Regions from separate parts of the Mus musculus genome. Here regions 1 and 2 are each linked to region 3. The links are chromatin loops, found by intact Hi-C in ENCODE. Cell type or tissue: left cerebral cortex. All regions are shown on one strand.

Region 1 (8,000 bases), 390 kb before region 3:
ACATCCCTTCTTTCCTGTCTTTATTTTTGTCATATTTATATTTATCCTATCTGAGTGCACGCCGCAGCTCACATTTAACCTCATACACTGCCTTATAGCCTGACATTGGTTCCACTCGCTGCTGTGTGAACATCCAGCCATACGAATGGATATGCATCCATTCTCCGTGGTACACAGTATTCTTGCCTGGTATTTTACAGGTGAGAAAAGCATGGCTTCACCATGCAAGTCCCTGGTAAAGAGTAAGTCGGGACGATCTCAACCTGCCTTGGTGCTGTCACTCAAGAATGCTTGCCCGAGGGCTGGAGAGATGATGGCTTTCGGGTTAAGAGCTGTGGCTGCTCTTCAGGAGGTCCTGAGTTCAATTCCCAGTAACTACATGGTGGCTCACAACCATCTGTAATGGGATCCAATGGGATTCTGCTGTGTCTGAAGACAGCGATTGTGTACTCATATACATAAATAAATAAATCTTAAAAAAAAAGAATATTTGCCCTCAAAGAGACACCAAATAGCTGCTATGCACAGGAGATTTGCTGGTCTCAGTGAAGACTGGAAGACCAATACAGTTCTCCTGTTGTGGACCTCGGGGTTAAATGGGTTGAGAGACACATAAGTAGGACATCAACAAACAAGGTATGTGAGATGTGGATATAAAGAGAGACGCCATCATCCTTGATATGATAGATATGACAATGACATCTCAGAAAACTAGGGGGTGGAGTAAGTTCCGAGTCCCATTTGAATGTCAGGGAGGACGCCGAGTAAGCTAGAGTCACATTTATTTAAATCTCCACATAAAACATAGCAGCTCGAGGGAACGGTGATCAGCAGCTCTGGCCTAACACAGCCTCATAAAGATGGGGCAGAGAGCAAGCAGCCAGGGTCTGGAGTAAGAGGCCGGTAGGGTGATCCTGACTTGACACCAGCATCCTTTGACCTTCTCTGCAAGACAAGCAGGGACACCTGCATGTAGGAAATGAAATGGGCACCCAGCCCACAGGGGACCCTGAATGCTTTTCTTCTGTCCCCGTGATCACCAAGGGCTAGGCTCTAGACCTGTTTGAGTGTGTCCCCCAGTGGTCTGGCCTTGAGGCAGTCACATAAGAAGCGATAGGGTGTTTAGGACAGACAGACCTACCTAAGTGTTCAGGTGATGGCAGGTATGCTCTCTGAAGGGACTGGTGGAGCTCTCCTGAGACCTTGGTTAACTGAATGAGTGGATCTGAGCCTCAGTGTAACCTAGTGGTGGAGCCCTGGTCCAAGTCTAGCAGCTAGTCCGGAAGCCAAGACAGGCCCTGAGTTCCCTACGCATGCTCACTTAGCTCCGCGTCTGCCATAGGGTCTCTCTCACAGGCAAAGTGGGAGGAGCTATCTAGAAGCTACAGCAGAGCCTGGGGTGCTGTCTTGGGGATCATGAGTGCCCGCCTGCCATGTTGAAAGCTTGCTTCTAGCCTGATCTCCATTTTGATGTCCATGGAAGGTGTGGAACTTTTGGGGGAAAGGTCTTCATGAAAAGTCTTCCTGTTATTGGGACATGTGTTTTAAATAGATTGTGGGAGTCTCGTATGATGTCAATTTTGTCAGATTGGTGAGATTCAAAATCACTATGGTAACATACGTACGGGTGTGTCTATGAGGGTGTTTCTAAGAAAGTTTAATTGAGCTGATGTCTCACAATAACTTCCATTGCTACGAAGAACCACAACCACCAAGACCAAGGTAATTTTCAAAAGAAAGCGTTTACTGGGACTCACAGCTCCAGAAGGTTAGAATCTATAAGTATCATGGATGGCAACATGGCAGAAGACAGGAAGGCTTGGTGCTGGTGCAGTACCTGAGAACTTACATCTCATTCACAAGCATCAGAAAGCTAACTGAATAGTGTGGGCTTTAAAACCTCAAAGCCCACCCCCAGTGACACACTGACCCCCAACAAGGCCACCCCCTAATCCTTTCCAACGAGTTCTACCCAATGGGAACCACACGTTCAAATACAGCAGCCTACAGGGGCCATTCCCATTTAAACCACTACAGTTGGGAAAATGCACTCTGAACTCTTGGTTGTTGTCCAGTCTGGACCCCTAGCTGGTGGATCCATGCTACCAACATTCAAATGCACAGTGTTCAGCTCTCTCTCTCTGCTTCCTGACTGTGGGTACAGTGTGTCCAGCCACTCTCACCTTCCCTATGGCTTCCCTGCCATGACAGACATGTCCCCTCCGATTGTAAGCTTCCACAGGCTCTTCTTTCCTACCTTGCTTTTTGTCAGGTATTTGGTCATAACTAGAAGTGTAATTGATGCCTTTGGTCTCTTCATTTCTTTCTCCTCCCAGACGTAAGGTGAGCAGTAGTCTTCGCAATGAAATGCTGCCAGCATCCCAAAGCAAAACCAAGAGCCAGGATATACCTTACCCTCTTCACAAGTTGGTCATCTCGGGTATTAGCAACACCAATGGATGTCTCAATGTGGAAAAGTGATTGCTGCCAAGTCTGAAGTTTGAGTCTGAGACCCACATCATGAGAAACCCAAGAGATCCAATTTCTGAAGGTTGGAGGAAGGAACCACTCTAAAGTGGATGGTCACCCCCTCCCAAACTCTCTAACACAAAAACTCCCTCTTCCTCCCTCCCTCCCTCTCTCTCTCTCTCTCTCTCTCTCTCTCTCTCTCACACACACACACACACACACACACACACACACACCCCGCTCCCAATGCACTCAGGCTCCCTTTCCAGCTTGGCTGCTCTGAGCAGCTGCTAACAGCTGGAAACAGGCAGCAGTCAAGGGCCTGCAGGAAAGTGCAGAGAGGAGTCTCAGCAGCCCAGCTCTCCCTCCCTGGGGCTCCTGCCTAGCCTGACCTCCAGGGAAAGAGTAAAGACTGGGATCTCCCATGCACAGAATGTCCCAGTATTTGGAACTTGCTCCACCATTTCCTGGGGGGCCTCCCATCCTAGGCTGGGCCAGTGGTTTCCTGTGAATGTTCTACCAGGGTGCTCCTTGTGTCTTCAGTGGAGAATCAATGCAGCCAGACGGCCTGTCTCCAGTCCCCTCCCTCTACTCTGTAGGACCAAACCAACCTGACATCTTTTTTTTTTCCTCTTGAATTTAAGAGCCCTGCAGACGCAAGGATCCTTTTAGCTTTTAACATATTTAATAATTTATTATTTATCTGATATTTTTGTAAATGTATTCCTCAGATCAGGACTTTGCCTCTGCAGCTTCCAATTTGCACCTATCTGACATCGTTTATCTTCCAGCCCCTTGATGCTCTGGAGGGCGGGTTTCCTCTTTAACACTTCCTTAGAGTCCTAATGAACTTCAGTCACTGTACGAGTCTGTACGAGTGCTTCAGTCACTCAGGGTGCTGGCGCGCACACACACACACACACACACACACACACACCCTTTTGCATTTTTCCTGCTCTCAGGCATACAGATCATACGTGCCACTAATACAGTGTTGATCTCCCTAGGTTGCTTCTTTTTTTTTTTAAAGATGTTTGCCCTTCAGCCTGCTATTAACCAGTTTCTTCCTACTTTGAAAAACTCACTCTTTTAAATTTCATCATACCAGTATTTCCCCGGGGATTTTACCGTTTATTAAGTAGTCAAAACCAATTTTGGAGCAATCATATATACCAAATAGTCTCATGAATCTTTTGTATTCTCCACAGCTCCTGCACACAGGTGGGCACCCTGCAGGAACATCAGAAATACTCCACTGGCTAATCCACGTAGCCAACAGGTCGCTTCCTGAGAGGCGAGCTGGAGTGCTGCTTCAATACGCAGCAGTGCGGGTTTAAGCGACGGCATCCTCTCGGTTTAGCTGTGTGACCTTAAGCAACTGGCTCAGTCGCTCTGTGCTTCCACTCGCGCTGTGAAATGAAAATCCTTCCTACCATCTTGGGGTGAGGGTTAAGTATTGAAGCCTTTTGACCTAACTGAGGAAGTTCTCTATAAACAGTAACTTTTGTCCTGGAGATGTGGCTTGGTTGCAGAGCATTTTATCTGACGTGCGCAAGGTTCTGGGTTCAATCTCCAGCATGATAAATAAACGAGTAAGTAACTTATATTCTTTGAGTAGTCTTTGGGAAGAATTTAGGTATTAGAGATGTCGTTGACATCTTGGCCCAGGCTGTTCATGCCCACGCTGGCGTTCAGGTGTATGGAGATCACCCATCCATCCTAGTACCATCAAGCCACTTCTCTGTGACCTCAAAGTCACCGTCTGTAATGTGGGGGGTGGTGCTCATAATCCCAGCTCTCAAACCTCTCACCTTCTTTGAAATAATTTCTTGCCTTTTAAATCTCAGACAACTGTCTACACACCAGCAGGGGACAGCAATCTAGACATCTGTTCTCTCCAAGGACGCCTCCGCTCAGGTGGCAGCGGCAGAAATGCCCACTAGGGGGCGCGTGCGCTCTCTTCTCAGGCCGGGCTGGGGAGGGAAGGCGAGCTGGGAACCTTCTGGGCCCATCTGTGTGTATCAGCACAGGCAGACCTGCCACTGCCCAGCTCAAGGCTGAATTTTGTTCACATTAAACCTGACAAATCTGAGGTTAGAGGAATTAGTTAACTCACCCAGGATCTTAGAGCTAAGAGGAACCATGGTGCCTCTCTTGGCAGTCTTTAGGACCAGGGAAGGACACCCCTGGATTTTGCCTGCAATGTGGGTACCCCCAAATAGGCACGGGTGTGGGGCTGTTACCCAGTTTGCCCCCGAGAATATGGATGCCGGGCGGTGGTGCTCTGTGAGGTTTGGGACATGGCAGTAGCTAGCTTCTCTGAAACAAAATGCATAGTCCTAAGAAAGGTCTGTACAAGCCGAGCCTGGTGGCGCACGCCTTTAATCCCAGCACTTGGGAGGCAGAGGCAGGCAGATTTCTGAGTTCGAGGCCAGCCTGGTCTACAGAGTGAGTTCCAGGACAGCCAGGGCTAGACTGGGAAACCCTGTCTCGAAAAACAAAAACAAACCCAAACCAAAAAAAGGTTCTGTACGAAAGAAGTGGGTGTGCTTGACTTTGCTGAAGCTGCTCGGTGTCAGCTGGACCTGCTAGACACCCTGTTAAAGACACATGAGATGTGCAAACGATCAGTTTGACTTATGCTCTGGCAGAGTAAGGAATGCGCTGAAAATAAGGAAGTGGGGCATCTTGTGTTTGAATGACAGCCTGACGTCACTGTTTCAGAAACAAGAGTTTCTACACTTCACTACATAGCCCTTGCTGGCCTGGGACTCACGATGTAGCCCAAGGTGGTCTCAAACTTGTAATAGTCCTCCTGCCTCTAGCACCTAAGTGCTAAGGTTACAGCTGTGTAACACCAGACTAAAATGGTTGTTTTACACTGCTACTTTTGGGGTGATTTGTGAAACAGCAAAGATAACTCAAACATCATTTAACTGAACTGATACTACGTGATAGACACCAAAGTAAGGTACTGTGTGTTTTCTCTCCCAGTCTCCGGTTTTGAAGAAGGGTCTCCCATATCCTAGGTGGCTTCAAACTTATTGAGTACTTGAGGATGTCCTTGAAGTACTTAGTGCAGCACCGTGCCTGATTTTCAAACCCTGATGTCTCAATAATCTTGCATTGCACATTCATGGAGAATGACAACTCAGATTAGCAGCGGACACACTGAGAGATGCAATCAATGGGGGCACTGAGACGGCTCAGCACTTAAGAGGACTTGCAGAGGATCTGAGTTCAGTTTCCAGCACCCACATGGCCAATCACTGCTTAAAGCTCCACCTCTAAGGGATATAATGCCCTGGTCTGGTCTCCAGGAGCACTCCATGCACATACATACATACATACATACATACATACATACATACATACAAGCAACACTCATATGCATAATATAAAAATAAATCTTAAAACATATTCAAAGCCACATAAGGAGACCTACTCTTCATCACCAAAGCCTTTATTGATAAGGAAAGTAGGAACCTACAGACTGTGCTAAAAATCAAACGGGTAGTGGAAGACTGGCTGGTGGCCTTGAGTGGTGTACAATAATAAAAACAAAAGAAGAGCTACGGACAATGGAAAATGTCCCTGAGAATATGCTGTCCCTTGGGCTTCAGTCTTGCCACAGCTATGAGACTGGAAGGGAAATGCTTTCATTTCATTAACACCTTTACATGGCAGTGAGCAAGGCTCGAGCGCCAGTTTCCTCCGACCCCACCCCCACCCGCCACCTTAGCCTTTCCTAATAGCATCCAAGGATAGGGCACCTACTGTGTGTCTGACAGAGTGTCAGGTAGTCCATCTGTCAGGTAAGTGTTTCTCGTATCCACGAGGGTTTGAGTTTACAAACCTGGCACACCCATGTGTTCCCTTTCTGCCATCACAGGCCCTTTTCCTGGGGAGCGACGGAGCCAAGTCAATCAACAAACAATCGACTGTATGTCAGGCTCCGCCTATGTACCTGGGACATCATGACCCTCCTTGCCTCCTCCTCTGCTTGCCTACCTTCCTCTTGCCTTCTCTGATGACGCTTTTCACATGTTGCCGTATCTTGAGTCTCCAAACTCTTGCAGACAAAGGATCCAAGTATGACACAAGGCAGATCAGTCGAGGGATAGATGAACCAAAGAATGAATGAGAGGACGGGGTGGGTATATACATGTGACTTTCCCCAGCGACACATAAAAAAACCAACCCATGTATTCACTCCAGAGAGGACACGGACACACCAAAGGAAGGACTCTTCAGTTCAAGTCCAGCGTGGTCAACCAGTGGGTTTACTGGGGTTACTTAAAAGCGATACAAGCAGCTACATCACCAGAAAGCCCTCTGGGCAAACTACACTACCCGATGTCCAACGTCCAACCTCAGTTCACCCCTTACATAATCTCAGGATGGAGAAGGCTCAGGAGCCTTGAGTCTTCCCACTCTCTCCACAAAGGAGTGGCTCATGTGTGGGATTTCATCTTCTATCCAGGATGTCAATAGTAATTTCCAGATCGGAGGAAACAGCTATAGTACAGTGAGTACATGGGCAAATGGATGGGTAGCTGTGTGTGTGTGTGTGTGTGTGTGTGTGTGTGTGTGTGTGTGTGTGTTTGGGAGTAGGTAAATTAAAGGGTGGATGAGAATTGGTTTTCACTTAGTCCTCTGAATGGAGCATCAAATCTAGACACCCAGCACAGGCCTGTCTGAGTCTTGTGGTCTAGCCAAATTCAAATATAAAACTAGCCATCTACCCTGCCATGCAATTTGGGGGAAAGAGAGCCTAGCAACAAGTGTAGCAGAGGTGAAAATCCCCATGGAAACAGATACAGTGAACTTCCCTCGGGAGAAAGTGCTCTCAGTGACTCTGGGGACACAGTCGCAGAACACCATGCAAAAGGGCCAAGGACTCTTCCCGACGTACAGTCTACTTTAAGAGGCTTTTGGTCCATCTGAGGCCGTTTACTTTTGAGAAATGTGAGATTTGAACAGAACCAGAATGGAGCCAAGGCAACTAAAGGGCATCAGAGGAAAGCTGGCCACTTAGTCATTGCCCCACCGTGGCAATGCCTCCTTTGCAGAAGCTATAGAGAGCCGAGATACCTGGGATAGGAACCTGGAATTTTCTAGACCACAATTCTCAATCCAGTTGTGAGATGAGAGACACATTTTCAACGAGTCAGGCTCAACCACTGGGTACTTCACACCACACAGAGAGCACAGTAGTCTTTGAAACGTGGGTTCTGTTTTCTAGATCTACTTGTGCATGACTGTACTGTGGGCAGCCGGGTGTAAAATGTACTTCTGTTGTTCATCATTGTCAGAAAGCTTGGCACTGGGATGGGCATACCCCGTCTCAGCCAGAATCTACTGAAGTAAGTGCATTCCTGACGAACTAGCAGCTAGGAATAGCTAACCAAATGGGATGAAATTACAGAGCAGTTTCTTTTGCCCAGTGGGGTGGGGAGTAGGGGAAGTCTCTCTCTTTCTGGGACATTTTTGAAGCCCGAGTATTAGTTGGATTGCGGGCATTGGGAGTT
Region 2 (8,000 bases), 260 kb before region 3:
GATGGCTTTGCTCTTCATGCTATTTCTGGTACGGTTTAAGCAGAGTGGACGAGGGTTTGAGTGTATCCGTGTTTATAAACACCCCAGAAAATTCCATATGCTGTGCTCGAAGCGAAGCTGGCTTAATTTGAGAAGACTAAATGCACGCAGGCAATTGCAGGCTTGTCTGTTTTGCAGATCAGTGCAATTCATCAGTGGCAGGACAGGAGGGGAGTTCTGGGAAGCGCAGCTGCTGTGACCAGTAAGCCTGGTGCTGGCAGCACACGCTGCCCCCCCACCCCCCACCCCCCCACCCCTCCCATACAGATGGCTGCTTCACTTTGCACGAGCACAAGTGTGTGTGCTCGAGAGCGCGCACACACACACACACACACACACACACACACACACACACACACACACGCGCGCGCACGCACACGCACGCACAAGTTCACACAGGCACCTCCATCTCCACTCCTGGTTCAGTTTGCTGCTGTTATAAGAGCTATATCCAAATAATGATGGTGTCCTTTATACAAGCAATGTGACAAATGCTTAGTTTACTTCTGTAGGCTGCTTTAAACCTACTTAATTATTTTTAGGTATTGTTTGTTGTTTGTTTGTTTGTTTGTTTGTTTGAGATGGGGTTTCAGGCTGACTTGGCACTTGATAAGTAGACCAGGTTGACCTGGTCATTCACAGTGATTTGCTTGCCTCCATCTGTCTGTTGAGGGCTGGGATTAAAAATGTGAGCCCCAACCCCTGACTTTCTTCAGGCAACTTATCTGACTGGCAGCTCTGATGGGGCAGAAGTCCTCAGATGCATAGCATCTCTGTTATTAACATGTACAAGAGTTTGGACAGTTTCCCTGCTGAAGCCTCAGGTCCTTCTCTGGGAAACAATGGATAGGAACTTGGATGCCCTAATAATATTCAGGAATATTTGGTTCCCACAAGGCAAGCAAAGGGACTCATTCTCGTTCTCTAGTTGAACGTTCTGCATCAAGTCATGGACTCGCTGCACTGGACTGGTGTTTGGGTGTGTCAGCTACTTTGGATGCCTATGGCAGGTGGAAAGGACACTCAGGGTAGCTTGTCATATGATCCTCAAATGGGCTGTGTTAGTTACTTGTCTCATGGCTGTGATCAAATGTCTGACACAGAGCACCTTATGGATGGAAAGGTTTATTTGGCTTACAGTCTCAGTGGATACAGTCCATCATGGCCAGAAAGGCACAGCAGCAGCTGTAGGATGCAGACGATTGCATTGCATCTACATCTGAGAAGCAGAGAAACAGATTGTGCTCAGCTCTTGCTTTCTCCATTTTTGTCTTGTTTTGTTTTTGCAAACCAGGACACTTGCCCTTGGAATGGTGCCAACCCACATTTAAGTGGATCTTCTTACTTCAATTAACCTAACCTAGAAACTCCCTCATAGACACCCCCAGAGGTTTGTTTTACTGGTGACTCTTGTTCCAACCAACTGAGCTGAGCCATTCATAGCAAGGTAGCCAGAAATTGATCTCATGAGCTAGGAAGAGAATACCCTAACATTGATTTAGACCTGCTGACTGCTACCTCACATCCTCCACCAGAGCCCACGGAAGGTGCTGCCTTCATAGAGACAGAAGAAGAAAATAAAATGAAATTTTGAATGGGGGTAAAAGGAATCGAAGAAGCACACACAAATAGCAAAATAGCAAGAAATTTTATTCTAACGCAAAAGTATAGGTCAGACACACAGCAAGGAGGCAGTGGGCTACTTGAGTTAGTGCTACTCTTTGGAGAGTCCTTTGTGTTGCACCCAGTAGGAGTCAGAGTCAGTTACTAGATGCTGGACAGGGACAGTTTTCTGTTTTGATTGACAGGGTTGAGTCGACAAGCTTTTCTTCCTTGTGCACGTCCTTTCTCAGGATGTATCTGGTTCCAGTCACATGCAATTCACTCTGATGACAGTTTGTCTCATTGGGCTTGCACTAAGACACAGGTGAGCCTGGATGGGCCCCCTTCCTCTAGTCCTCAGATATATTCCGAGACCTATTTGAGTGAACACAGGAAGTCACTAAAGGATGGTTAGGGAGGACCTAACTTACTGTAGTCATTTGGAGTGGGGTGTACATGCATCTCCATGCTGGTGCATGTTCAATTTCCAGGCTGTTAAATGCATTGTTAAATAGGGTGTGTGTAGTTTAAGCCAAGTGCTATCCTGGGTTACTACTGTTTTCCATATCCTCACCTGCCTTCATTTCTTTACTTTGTGTCAGATCATTTCTCCCTATTGAAACAGGATAGCTGCCACAGCTCCAGGGATTTTATCTTTACACGCCAATGTCTCATCCAAGTGTTTAGATGTAAAAATAAGTTTCTAATCACACCTTCTCAAAAGGCTTCATAAGTGGCCACATTGGCCCCAAATTCAATGCCCATGCCCAAGGCAATTGTGAACAAGTAAATGTAATTACATTGGTGGATTTGAGCTTAACAATCCAAGTTCTCCCTAGACCAAGAAAAGGCTCTGCCCTCCTTCTGAGATGTCAGAAACCCCACACTAGAGCCAAGTCACAATTCTGAGTTCATGAAAGGACAGGTGATTTGGCTGTTAGTGTTTTGGAACCACCTCCTCACTTCTGCAGGGGGGATGGTGAGGGGAGAGGCAGAGGAAGAGTCAGGGCATAAGGAGGAAGGGCAAGAAAAGAGGGGAAGGAACCGAGGCTTTGGAATCAGACTTGGGTTTCGCTCCCAGATCTGTTGATGATCAGTTGTGTGTTCTCGACTTGTTCTTGAGCCCGTCAAGGCTTGGCCATCTTCATGCGGAAAGTGGATAAAGCTTGGGGTTTCGAGGAGTTTCAATAAGAAAATCCTGGAAGGAGCTAGTCACAGAGTCCAGGAAATATTGTTCAACTAAGGGTAGGGGAAGAGGAATATAAGGGCCCTGCAGTTATAAAATGCCTTTTTAAGTGTTCGCCCCTGGGTCTGTCAGCACACCAGTGAGGTCAGCAAAGCAAACACATTATTTAGAAACAGGATCTCATCGTATGTAGTATACTATGTAGTCTTACTATGTAGACTCACTTGGCCCCAGCCTTACAAAGATCCGCCTGCTTTTGCCTCCCGAGTCTTGTGATTAAAAGCACATGTCACTCTCAGTCCATCTTTTTATTTTAAATTGTGTGTGTGTGTGTGCGTGTGTGCGCTCGTGTACACACACATCTGAGTGTCAGCTCAACTCTAGGTGTCCTTCCTCAAATGTCATTCATCTTGTTGGGGGAGGGTCTCTTCATGGGCTCTCTAACTAGGTTAGTTTGGCTCCCCAGGAGCTGGGTTATCTACTTCTCCTGTGATGGAATTATAAGGATGCCTCACCATGGCCAGCTTTTTAAATGCTCCTGGAGATACAACTTAGAGTCTCAGGCTTGCAAGGCAAGCATTTTACTGACTGAACTATCTATACAGACATTTCTTTTATTTTATTTTTTATAGTGCCAGAGATAGAACACAGGGCCTCATGCACACTGCACGGCTAACTAAGCACTAGAGTACTTTGCATGTACTTTGCACCACTGAGTTGTAACCCGAGGCACGTGGGGCATCATTGTCATCTTCTTTTGTGGATGTTAAGAGTATGGACTAGTGACTTTAAAGCAGAATGTAGGGGTTTTTTTTTTTTAAGATTTACTAATTTTTATTTAACTGTATGAGTGTTTTGACTATATGTATGTCTGTGTACCATGAGTGTGTCTGGTACCCATGGAAGTCAGAAGAGGGCATCGGATTCCCTGGAACTGGATTTAAGGATGATTGTGTGTGCTACCATATGGATCCTGGGAACCAGAGCTGGGTCCTCTGCAAGATCTTAAGTACTGAACCATGGCTCTAGCCCCATGAATGTAGGTTTTTGAAGTTGAAATACCCAGCAACATTCAAACATACAATGAGAAAGCTGCATTGTGGAGATCATCCCGATCTTCCAAATTCCATCTTTCTTTTTGTGTATCTAGGCTAATTAGATTCACTTACAAGAATGCTCAGTGCTAATCAGGCAGGCTGACTGTCTTTAAAATACAGAGAGGGCTAGAATAAACTCTTTGTACTCAAACAGCTCAGTTTGAAAGGGATCACTGACTATCCTCACTAATACATATCTTTCAAGGCATAAAGAATTGAGCTAGTATTTCTTTTCTCAGCACACCCTTCATTGAATCTCCTGGTCTGAGAACTGAGGTTGTATTAGATTCTGTGCGAGTGGGGGAAGTGTCACACTGAGGCTGGTTTTGATACTCTCTTGGACTCCTCGAGATAGAACGTCCTTGGTGCAGAGGAGCTCTGCTTTACCAAGAAGGGATTCCTGAGTAGGGTCTATTCCTGGCCTCCAGGAAGGTCTTTGTCTCTTCTGGACCTTATGCTTTGTCTCTTCGGTCTCTCCTCTCCTTTCTTAGCTGGGACAAGTCCAAGTAAGCATTTTGCATGGAATGGTTGGGGCCATGCTTGGCCCAAGCCTCAAGTCATCTGGAGTTGGATTTCATAAAGGAAGAGTGAGAGGGGCACATAGCAGAGTGATTCAGAGCTCCCAGATACTGAGATGCACTCCCTAGAACCTCTGGGACATACTCATGGAGAGGACTTCTACTCCCTTTCCAAATAGTCCCTCAAGCTCTCTGACCAGTCCCAGACAGAATTGACCTTAGTAAACCATTCTCTGACTTGAGAGATGATGGAGTCACCCACCTAGGACCCACATTGCTAAGTCTTGTCAGGGAGGCTAGAGAAGTTGCTTTACCCATAGGAGGTAAAAATTCAAACAGTTGGACTCCTTTCTGTTGGAGCACTAGTTAAGAGGTGAATATTAACAGATAAACATTAAATAGTGGTGGCAATCATAAAAGAAGTTCTTGTCTTCCCATATATAGCCTTGAAGAACAGTTAGCTCTCCTCAAAGCAGTATGTCAGAGTTCCAGGTTCTTTTCATATTGTGGCTCTGTAGTCTTAAGCACGTGGGATCCAAATCTCTTATGTTTATTGAAATCAACCCAGTGATAGTGAAGTGGCTTGCATGGAGGTTTGTGTGGGCCAGGCCAGTCAGATGTGAGCATGACACATATTATACAGACTAGAGCTCAGTCTGCAGCCACAGCAAACCACTTGTGAGGCTGGGAAATGTGTTCCAGGTTAGCTTTGGAGACTCTATGGCATTGCCTTTTTGACCATGAAATAACTCTTACACCTTCTTCCCATGCATAAATGCCCTTCCTCCATGAATACAACTCAAAATCCCAGTCTGGTTCTTGTGCAGTGCTCTGTGTCCTAAACCTCAGGGTAACATCATTTTCATTGACACGTAAACTCCAGAGTCAAGTTATGTACCACATCCTTCATATCCCCAAATGCCTTGAAGTGCCAATAAGAGAAAAGAAAGGGCCAAACGTAAGTCTCTCTATACTATCTGGTCCTGATGATCACCACTGTAGTATCTGCAGGTCGGCAGGAGTTCTGTCCTCAGTACACTTGGATTCCTTTATGTGTTTTTTCTCCTTGGATCTCTTTTACATGAGAACTGGTAACCTTTAGCAAATTGGAGGCTTTGGTAGGTGGTTTAAGGTAGGCTCTTCCAGTCTTACTTCTCGAGAATTTTTTGGTGCTGGACCTGTTCTGGCTGCTGTCTGCTAGATATTGGTTAGACGAAGTCAAAAATCTTATAAGCCTATATATCACCAAGCAGCTCTGATAAAAAAAAAATCACACTAGCCTTTGATTTAAGGTCTGAGAAAAGTCCCAGCTCTTAGTTTCTTTGCAAAACTGCTAATATTGCTTCCGAACATCAGGCTTTTGAGGAGCATGCTTCCCATCAGCTCTGTGAGTGTAGCCATGGCTAAAGTGCTTTCCTACACAAAGAACATCCTTGTCTGATTTCTTTCTTTGTACCTGCCTGACATGGCCTTCGACCTTACAGCTCCTAAAATCCTTCTGTTTGCTGCTTGTCACTCACCAATTAGCTCAGCACTAGGAAGCTGATCCCAGGAAGATTGGCAGTGACCAGCACCTGTGATGGCTTAGAAGGCGATATTTGGTAATTTTCTGTTTCTGTGCAAAATATTATGACCCAAAGCATCTTAAAGTGCATTTGTTTTGGGTCATGACTGACAGGGTGTATTAGTCAAGGCTTGTATTCCTGCACAAAACATCGTGACCGAGAAGCAAGTTGGGGAGGAAAGGGTTTATTCAGCTTACACTTCCACATTGCTGTTCATCACCAAAGGAAGTCAGGACATGAACTTACACAGGGGACTTTTCATCAGGAGCTGATGCAGAGGCCATCAAGGGGTGCTGCTTACTGGCTTGCTTCCCTTGGTTTGTTCAGCTTACTTTCTTATAGAACCCAGGACTACCAGCCCAGGGACGGCATCACTCACAATGGGTTGGGCCTTTCCCACTTGATTACTGATTGAGAAAATGGCTTACAGCTGGATCTCATGGATGCATTTCCTCAAGGAAGGTTCTTTTCTCTGTGATTATTCCAGCTTGTGTCAAGTTGACACAGAAAACCAGCTAGTACACAAGGCATGGCAGCAGGAACAGGATACTGAGAGATCATATCTCAGCCATACACTGGAGTCAATGACAATGAGGCAAGGCTACTTGGAAATCAGTTCCCAGTGACATACCTCCTCAAGCAAGCCTTCGTGTTCTAAAAGTTCCATAACTTCTCTAGTGGACACCACCAGTGGTGAGCCAAGGGTTCAAACACAGGAGCCTGGGAGTGACGTTTCTCATTCAAGCCACCACAAAAGAAATGCCACAGGTTTTATGTCACATCATACTTCACTTTTAGTAGAAACTTCGGCTTGAGCTCAGGGATTGTTACTGAAGGGGGTAGCTGTTAGGTATCACTTTCTCAATGTCCCCCTTACCTTCATGTTCATCAAGGATGAGCTGGGACAATAAGTCCAAAGCTGGGCTAAGGGGAGAAACTGGGAGTGACCTGGAGCAGTTGGCATGGTGGTGTTTGGGTTCATATATGTTTAGGGCTGACTAATTGGACTGGATAACCTATCAGAGGACTGGTTCATGGAGAAGACTGATTCTCCTTCTCTCAGCAGCCTTATAGGTGTTAGCTGGGTGGTGTTGGCACATGCTTTTAATCCCAGAACTCTGGAGGCAGAAGCAGGTGGAGCTCTGAGGCTAAGGTCAGCCTGGTCAACAGAGGGAGTTCCAGGACAGCTTAGGCTACACAAAGAAACCTGTCTTGAAAAACCAAACCAAACCAAATTGCTGTTTGTCACAACACCACTAAATGGCATCAGCAGATTGTGTGTGTGTGTGAAAGAGAGAGAATCATAACTAAAGAGATTAAAAATATTCTTGTAACAAAGCCAAAAGTAATATCAATAAATGATGACTTAGTTAACAAACTTCAGAGATAGCCTATGGGTGAAGGATTAATTCTTGGCAGGTTGTTATATGTGTGAGTCTTCACAATATAACCTTTTCCAGTTTCTGAATGTTTGAAAAATTTCCACAATAAGAAAAGATGTGGAGAAGAAGGAGAAGAAAAAGGAGGGGGAGGGGGAGGGGGAGGAGAAGAGGAAGAGGAAGAAGAAGAAGAAGAAGAAGAAGAAGAAGAAGAAGAAGAAGAAGAAGAAGAAGAAGAAAGCAAGCTTAATGGGAAAGATCTAAGAACTCACTGCTGAGTAGAAATGACTTAAGAAAATGCCAAGTTTGGGTAGCTTTGGGACAGAATTATCTCTACTAAGTTACTTCCTCTTATTAAAGACAAAATTGGGAAGTTATAGATGTCATCAATTAATTTTTTTAATAAGAAAATGTATAAACATGAGTTGCCCCTGAGCTCCTGTGGTGAAGGTGAGCTCCCAAATTAGGCTAATTAAACCCAAGAAAAGGAAAGGCCTCACCAACCAGCGGGGCCTTTCTGCCACCTCTTAACTAGGAAGACTAGCAAGAGTGTCTTAATGAATAGCTGGGAGCCTGCCCTCCCCAAACTCATCACCCTCCAGGCTGGTACATTT
Region 3 (8,000 bases):
ACATGGGAGTCCGGAAGCAACCTTGAATTCTGTGTGTCGGGACTTCCTTCCTTAGCTCCCAAACACAGATCTGTGGAACTGCCAGTGTGACTTGACTCTGCTGATGGCCTTTCCTAGAGAACTCGGAGCTAAGGAACTGGGCCGTGGCCATGGGACCAGCAGGACCGCCATAACATTGATCTGCTTCCCTTCTCACGAGCTCGCTCTTGTCTGCACAGGAAGGCTTGGGGAGCCGACAGACCTGTCCAAACTGCCCCTTAAGCCCCGCCCCCTTCCTCCAGCCAGCCATTTCTGAAGTTGCCAGACCCCGTGAGCCTTTGGCCAACGTTGGGTCTGTGTGACCAGCCGCATTGCATCAACAGCTCACAGCCTTGTTCTCCCATACTGTGAGGATTTATATGCTGTGGTTACCTTGCAAGACACCCTGGGAGCCTGCCCATTCCAGACGTGGGGTGGCTAAATACAGGGTATGGTTACCCCTGGACACTAAGGAACGAAAGTTGGTAGCAAAACACTTCTCTTTCCATCACCTTACTATGTAGCTTCCAGATCACCACACAGTCACTTGGGAGTCCTTCCCTCAGCACCTTCAAATCCAGTGGCTCAGTAGGACAATCCTGGAGGCCAGGACTGCCCCCCGCCCCCCGCCCTGCTTTCTGGGATAGCTCAGATAGTCTCTCTGTGTCACCTAAAAGGAAATCTATCCGTTATATAATATAAGCTACCTCCACACATACTTTACTAAATGAATATTCTGTTAGGATCTGGGTATAAAGTAGTTCCCATAGGCTAGTGTTCTTGAACGTTTCGGTCCCCATCTGGTAGCGAGCGATGTTCTGGGAGGTTGTAGAATCTTTGGAAGGTGGGGTACAGCTGGAGGAAGTACATCCTTGGGATGGGCCATTTGAGGTTTGTAAACCCCGTCTGCTTCCTGTTCTCACTCTGTTTCATTCAGATGTAAGGACATGAGGTTTTCCCGCTACATTCCTCCGTGCACCATGTCATCCCCGCTGTGATGGCCTGAATCCTCGAACTGTGAGCCACTCCCCTGAGAAGGCCTGTATCCTCACACTGTGAGCCAATTCGCTGCGAGGGTCTGTATCCTCACACTGTGAGCCAATCCGCTGCGAGGGCCTGTATCCTCACACTGTCCTTTAGATCACCTTTGTCAAATGTTCAGTCCTAATGAAAGAGAAGTAAGTTACTAATATATATATATTCTCTGTTTTAATGGACAAAGGGAAATCCTCTGGTTCTAAAAGGAAGTATGTAATTCTAAAAGAAAGTATCTTTCTATGTGCAGCCATCCCAGACATGCTCTCCTAAGTAGCCAAGATGGCTATGAGGTTCTGGGCACCTTGAGGTAAGCTGACCCAGAGGAGGATCGGGGCCAGCTCTGCCTTTTTAACCCCATAGATTATGTGACTCCTTTGCTTGTTCATCCATCTCCTCTAGGTTGGAGTTTGGCCTTGTGCTTGTGCTTGTGCTGTCTAAGGAACCTTGCAGGTCGGTCTGGACAGTGTTCCAATCTTCCCACCTTTCCTGGATGCCCGCTTCCTTGTTCTGGCCTCTCTGCCGCTGTTAGATCAGCCATCTACAGTGGGGATATTATTATAATAGCTTTTGCACGCCTGTTGGGCACTCGAACCGGGGCACACCATGGTCCCAGAAGTAGAGGGGTACCTAGAATAGCAGAAGGAGGTAAGGTGGGTGGGTTAGGGAATCGCTGAGGACAGGAGAGGCAGCTAAACAGATTCCCTACAGACCTCATTCCTAAGAAGGGACAGTCTGTGTTGCTGCTCTCTGACTGTCCCCCATTTGGAATGCCTGCTGCTTCAGATACCACAGATGTTCGAAGAATCATCCTAAAAGCTTGGAGCTTAAAATCAGGATTATCTGATTTTTTTCCCCATGTTTCTGTTGGCCCAAAATTTCAGGAAGGTGCACAGCCGGGTGACCAGGTGGAGGCTGGAGCTGCAAGAGGGGAAGACTGGTGTGGCCAGGCTGGGGCATCTCTTGTCTCATTGGAGGTAGTGGGTTTCTCCAGAGATCTCCCTGCTTGGCCTGGCCTGGCCCTCCTCGAAGCACGGAGTCCTCAGGACTGTGTCACTCTCCGCATAGACGCCAAGACTGCCAAGAGCATGTGGACATTCTTAGGGATACCCCAGGAGTCTTACCTTCCTAGCTTCTGCAGTGTGCCTAACCCTTTAACGTTTGTGGTGCATCTAATCTTCTAAAGTCTACACTGAGTACAAGGCTTACACTGTTCATGATCTCTACTGTCTACACTGTGTGTAAGCCCTTAATGCCTACCCAGAAAGCATGAGGCAGTGTCATGCTTAGTCACAACATTGTGGCATTTGTCACACCACATCCTGACCCAGCACGGCTTTAGTGATGCAGCAACTTCAGATGTCACAGAACCACTTCTGTATCACTGTGTGGGTGACAAGTGAGCCATAGGCCCACCCATACTTGAATATTGGGAAGGAACGTATTGTCAGGATTGGACAGAAGCACCCAGCCTGCGACATCGGCAGAATTGAATTTTAATGTGTGAGGTCCATATTTAAAAATGGAGCTGGCTCTCTTTATCCACATCATCATAATTTGCACTGCAAGTCTCCTGTTCTTCATGGGGAAACCATGTGAGCTTTTCTCAATGGTGTCTTCCCCCTTGATAGAGTCCCTGTGATGGTTTGTATATGCTTGGCCCAGGGAGTGGCACTATTTAGAGGTGTGGCCTTGTTGAAGTAGATGTGTACTGTGGGTGTGAACTTTAAAACCCTACTCCTAGCTGCCTGGAAGCCAGACATCCACTAAGAGCCTTCAGATGAAGATGTAGAACTCTCAGCTCTGCCTGCACCATGCCTGCCTGGATGCTGCTATGCTCCTGTCTTGATGATAATGGACTGAACCTCTGAACCTGTGAGTCATCCCTAGTTAAATGTTATCCTTTATAAGACTTGCCTTGGTCATAGTGTCTGTTCACAGCAGTAAAGCCCTAACTAAGGCAGTCCCCAAGTCACACAGTGGCAGGACCTACTGTGAAGCAGGCTGTTTCAAACATGCCTCCCATACCACACAATCATTGGTAGGAATGTGATAGGCTCAGATCTGAGCCTGGAGGACACCCACTGAAGTCTCTAGATTCTTGTGTCCCAAGGACAATGAATTGTACCAAGGATCCATTCTGAGTGATGGAACTAGACTCCATTACTGAAACAGGACGTGCTCTGAGGATGGGAGAGGGCTCTGAGCTGGGACTGAGCATTGCCTCCAAAAGCACTGGGCCACCATATACCTTTATAGTCATTTACACAATACATCTCCCACATCTGTACCAGGGGCTTTTCTTACAGATGTATGTAGCCCAGATGGGGAAGGGTTTTTAGTCTTTTCTTGCCCACTAGCTTCTTTTAGGTTAATTTTGCTGTTTCTCCAGTCCGTACTCATTTGCTGCAGAAACAGCTGTGTATGCCTGTGAGTTTCCTTCCTGCCTGGCCCTTCCCACTCTCACCTGGTTTCACTGGGCATCAGCGAGTGTGTTTCTCAGCCTCTTGTGAAGCGACCTCTGACACAGGTGTATCCAGCCATTTCTCAGGGCTACACCTCCTCTAAGAAGCCCTTCCCTGGTCCTGCACTGTTCCTGAGACCCAATAGAGCAGCCCACTAGCTATACCAGATCTGCTGCCCTCAGTGAGGAAGGACCTTGAGAACATTTAGGCTAAGCAGACTGAGATGGGGCTCGCTCAGTTGTCTTCTGCAATACCCCCACCTAGTGGATCTGCTGGAATGAGTCTCCAAAGGGGATAAGGATTCCCAGTTGCCCCAGGGAAGAGAAGGAAAGGTTTTAGCCAAAGAAGGAGGCCAGCGGGCAGCTGGAGTCTATGAGCAGCTTTCCCTGACCTCTTTAGCAAGAGACTTGACAGCAGCTCCCTGTCAATGAGACACAGATTCTAGATCCCCTTGGTTGTAGTACCACACTGAAGCTTGGCTGTCTCTTTTACAAAGGCATAGGGCACTCGTGGGATGGTGCAGAGAAAGTGGGACCGCCACCCAGAAGATGGGGGTGAACAGGGAGGGAGGCAGGGAGAACAGAGAGCATCTGGCTGAGGTTCTGGGTGTTCGACGTGTGCTTGGAGGTCAGGGTAGGACCAACAGGGATGCAGAGCCCCGGACACACTATCTCATGCATCCCAGGGGAAGCCTCCTCCTTCAGCCCACCCCCTGCCCCCACCCCAACACACATACAGAGAGAGAGAGAGAGAGTATCCAGGGGGAAATTCCAGTGAGCTCTTACAACATGTCCTCAAGAGAGGTGGCCCCAGCTGTCAGATGCAGAAGGTCTGACTCCATGGAGCTCAGAATGTATATACCTGTCCTTGTTAGGTGAGGTGACCTGCAGGGACTGAGAGGACTGGGGGGGAGGGGCCTTCAGGGGCAACAGCTGCTACAGGAATGTCCTTGAAATGGGGGTAGTGGCTGCCTTCCAGAGCATTGGATGCCACAGGAGCCCTCCCTAGTGTGCAGCACCACTGCAGGGCCGTCCATCCGTTATAGCAGGGAGATCTTCGAGCTGGATGATTAGATTAAGAAAATGGCGATCTTCATGTTTCGCACAAGGAAACCGAGGCACCTGCCCAAGATCACTCAGAGCTTAGACAGAACCAACTTGACCCTAGTGGTCCTGAGTCTGAGGTTAAACCAAGACAGGGCAAAGGACAACCAGATCCAGAAAGTTCTACACATGTATTTAATCCATTTTCTACTGCTCCAAGGACTCTGGAGAAGTCCTGGAAAAGCTGGGAGAGGGAGGGAATCTGGAAGACAATGAGCTAGTGGGACTCGTTAAAATAGTGGGTTAGTTTGGGGCTTGGGGCTTACTCTCAGATTACTGGAGTGGAACAAGTATGGTTTACTGCTGCTTAGTGTTGTAGGCTACATAGAGAAACATTAGCACAGGCCTGACTTGGTATACCAGTAGTTACAGAACACAAGAGACTGGGGCAGGAGAACTGAAAGAGCTTGGGAGCAGCCTGGGCTACCTAAGAAAACACTGTCTCAAATAAACAAGAAAGCAAGCAAGCATGCCAACCAGGGAAAATGAAGAAGCTGCATTTCCGGCACACGGAGTTGGCTTATGGCCTGATCACTGCTTAGCCTAGTCTACCTGAGGCACGACTTGGTTTGAACTTGAGAGTCAGGCAGTTCCAGGTTGGAGTGCAGCTGAGCTGTTTGTTAAATGTTGGGGCTTCATTTTCTTCACATAAAAGTCTGTAGGAGGACTGGAGAGGTGACTCAGCAGTTAAGAGCACTAACTGCTCTTCCAGAGACCCTGAGTTCCAGTCCCAGCAACCACGTGGTGGCTCACAACCATCGGTAATGAGATCCGATGCCCTCTTCTGGCATGTGTCTGAAGATAGCTATAATATACTCATATAAATAAAAAATAAATTCTAAAAAATAAAGTCAGTAGAAGAAGTGCATGTCAGGAAGAACAGAGAAAAGCAAGCATCTTTCATAATGAATGGCCAGAGAGTGAATAGTGAAGGCTTAAAGTTCACAGAGCCTCCAATGCAGCTGTTCCACCGTGCTAACAGGACAGAAAATGGCAGCAGATAATACTTAGTATGCTTGATGTGCCAATAAAACTTTATTTGCAAAAGTGGGCAGACAGATTTGCCCCGCCACATCCCTTGCTGGTTGTGTTACAGAGTTTCTAAAAAAAAAAAAAAAAAAAAAAAAAAAAAAAAATCACCCCTTAGCTAAAGCAAAAGTGTCTCTCTCTCCTCTTTGAAGGTCTGGAGAAAACCATGCTTTCTCCACCTTCTGTCCCTTAGGGACCAGGCTTGCTCCCACAGTCCTCCGGGATATCCCAACAGCTGCAAGGCTGAGCAAGCAGAAGCTGCAGTAGAAGACAAGAGATGGCGGGTTTGCAGAAGTGGCGGCTCCCAAATGAGACACACAGAAGAGGCATAGAGAAGGGTGAATGCTTGAAGGCCATTGTTCGGGGTCTCGCTTCTACTCTGTGAGTGATGGGAAGTGGTACCTTTTGCCCTGAACCACCTGTGCTTCACTCTCCACAGGACCCCTCAGACCCTGGGTGGAGAACAGACTGCAGTGATGGAAGCCAGGCAGGCAGCTGGGACCCACAAGACAGCCAGGGCAGAGACCCAAGATAGCCAGCAGTGACTTGAGAAGAAGCAGGCAGATTCTGGAGTGATTTTTAAATGCGCTTTTTTTTTCCTGCTCAGAAGGTTCATGATTTTGCTCAGCTTATCAAAAAAATTACAAAGCGCTTGACAGTCACATTTAGGATATGACCAAAACCCTCTGGAAACATTTCATCTCTGAGTGCCATTGTACAAACAGCTGCACACACGCGTGCATGCGCACACGCACACACACACGAATTGTACGTCCTTCATTAAGCGTTGAAGGATACTGCTTAGCATAGGTTATAACACATGGGGCAACAAAAGTTTGCAGAGAGTGCGAGAACGGGCAAAGCAGGAATTTCTCTCTATAACTACAAGAATGTATGGAAGTAGATTGTGTACCAATCCCCCAGAGTCGGCTATAAAGCAAATCTTGAGGTTACTTTCTTTAAGATGGAGACTTTTCACTGGAGAGTCCTATCGGGTAAAGAAAGGATTGCCAAGGCGAGATGGAGGTGTGGCACAGGCTAGTCCACTCCTGCTTGAGCAGCCTCAGCCTCCTGGAACTCCTCAGGCCATGGGCCTTCACGGCCCTGCTACTTCATCAAGGAATGGGTGACGCTGCACATAGATCCCCGTGGGTAACATGCACTTTCCCTTGCGTGGTAAGGACTAGGCACAAGCAGAAAGTGACCAGGTCAGGCTTAAGGAAGGGTTCATGATCTCTACACTTCAGCTTCCTCCCCAGACCAGCCAAGGCTCAAACTCATGTGGCCCAGGCCTGGTCTCTCTCACGTGCTGGCACTAGAGGGAATGGCTGGCTAAAGGTAGCAAGACAGCGAATGCAGCCGGCTTCAGAAAGCATCGCTCGTGCCTATTACTAGGCAAGGGCTACATCAGGGTCACATACACATGTTCTGTATTATCCTGGGCAAATGTCATGAACAACCCAAGTCTCAGCTCCTCCAATCATATTTAAGTTGCTCATGAAAAACTTCACAATAAAGTAAAAACTGTTCACGCATATACGCTAAACAGAGGCCAGCATCGCTCTGCCAGGATGCCCTCATGGCTTGTTGACAGTGCCTGGCAAGGGTAAAAAGTGGGCTGCTGGGGAAAGTCATGAGATTTAGGGGAGTGAAGAAGAATAGAGATGGGGAGAACGTAGTTTGTATTTCAGGGTGGTGGGAAGATGGCTCAGCTAATTGAGTACTCTACAAGCATACCTCTAATCTCCCCCCCCCCCTCCCCGAAGCTTCAATTCCCAGCACCTAGGTGAGAAGTGGGCCGTGGCAATGCTGGAAGGTAGAGACAGTTGAGTCCCTGAAGCTTGCTGGCCAGCCAGTCCGGCCTCACTAGTGAGCTCTGCATCAATGAGCCATTGCTTGTTTGAAATTAAAATTTTACTGAGCAATCCACATTGTATCTGGAAACTCTATTATGAGGGGAGAGATGGGGGATAAATTGGTTATATTTGTGTTCTGGGTACAAAGCTGAATAATTTTTCTAACCATTCTATACCATGTTGCTCTAGTTTTGCCACCCTTTCGCTGTGTGACCTTAGCAAAGCCCTCAACCTCTCTGTGCCTCTACTTCCCCATCTGTAAGATGGGCAGATGGAGAGCATCCACTTCCCAGAGGCCTCCCAAGAATGAATGAGAGAAAGAAGGAAGGTCTAGTCCCACTGCTTGGTGCCCAGTACCCAAAAAGGTCACGCCCCTCTCTGCACTCCCTGGGTAGGGGTGAGGGGACACGCTGGAGGAACAGTGAAAACCCACCAGGCCTGGATTCTGCAGTCAGCACTTCCTCCTGCCCCAGCTTCCTCCCCACTACCACCCC

The links. Hi-C counts contacts between places; a loop is a spot of excess contacts. Peaks named below come from ENCODE experiments on the same cell type or tissue, not always from the same donor. Only the 100,000 strongest peaks of a DNase experiment are listed, where the experiment ranks them.
Region 1: it touches region 3 in a loop (4-fold over the local background); 9 of 42 quality-filtered maps call a loop at or near these places.
Region 2: it touches region 3 in a loop (2.5-fold over the local background); 5 of 42 quality-filtered maps call a loop at or near these places.

What each region holds. Positions count from the first base shown.
Region 1 is chr5:52,127,881-52,135,880 of GRCm38, forward strand. It overlaps Gm40302 (a long non-coding RNA gene), which reads left to right and starts at 2,462. Exons shown (of 3, transcript XR_868417.3): 1 at 2,462-2,551; 2 at 3,678-3,911; 3 at 6,362-8,000. In left cerebral cortex, a CTCF peak has its summit at 4,404 (motif pointing right); DNase peaks (open chromatin) are centred at 4,414 and 7,759.
Region 2 is chr5:52,263,309-52,271,308 of GRCm38, forward strand. No RefSeq gene overlaps it. Among named protein-coding and RNA genes, the nearest start is that of C130083M11Rik, 51 kb to the left of the region's middle. In left cerebral cortex, no CTCF peak of the experiment used is centred here; DNase peaks (open chromatin) are centred at 39 and 3,973.
Region 3 is chr5:52,520,645-52,528,644 of GRCm38, forward strand. No RefSeq gene overlaps it. Among named protein-coding and RNA genes, the nearest start is that of Lgi2, 42 kb to the right of the region's middle. In left cerebral cortex, a CTCF peak has its summit at 3,792; a DNase peak (open chromatin) is centred at 3,769.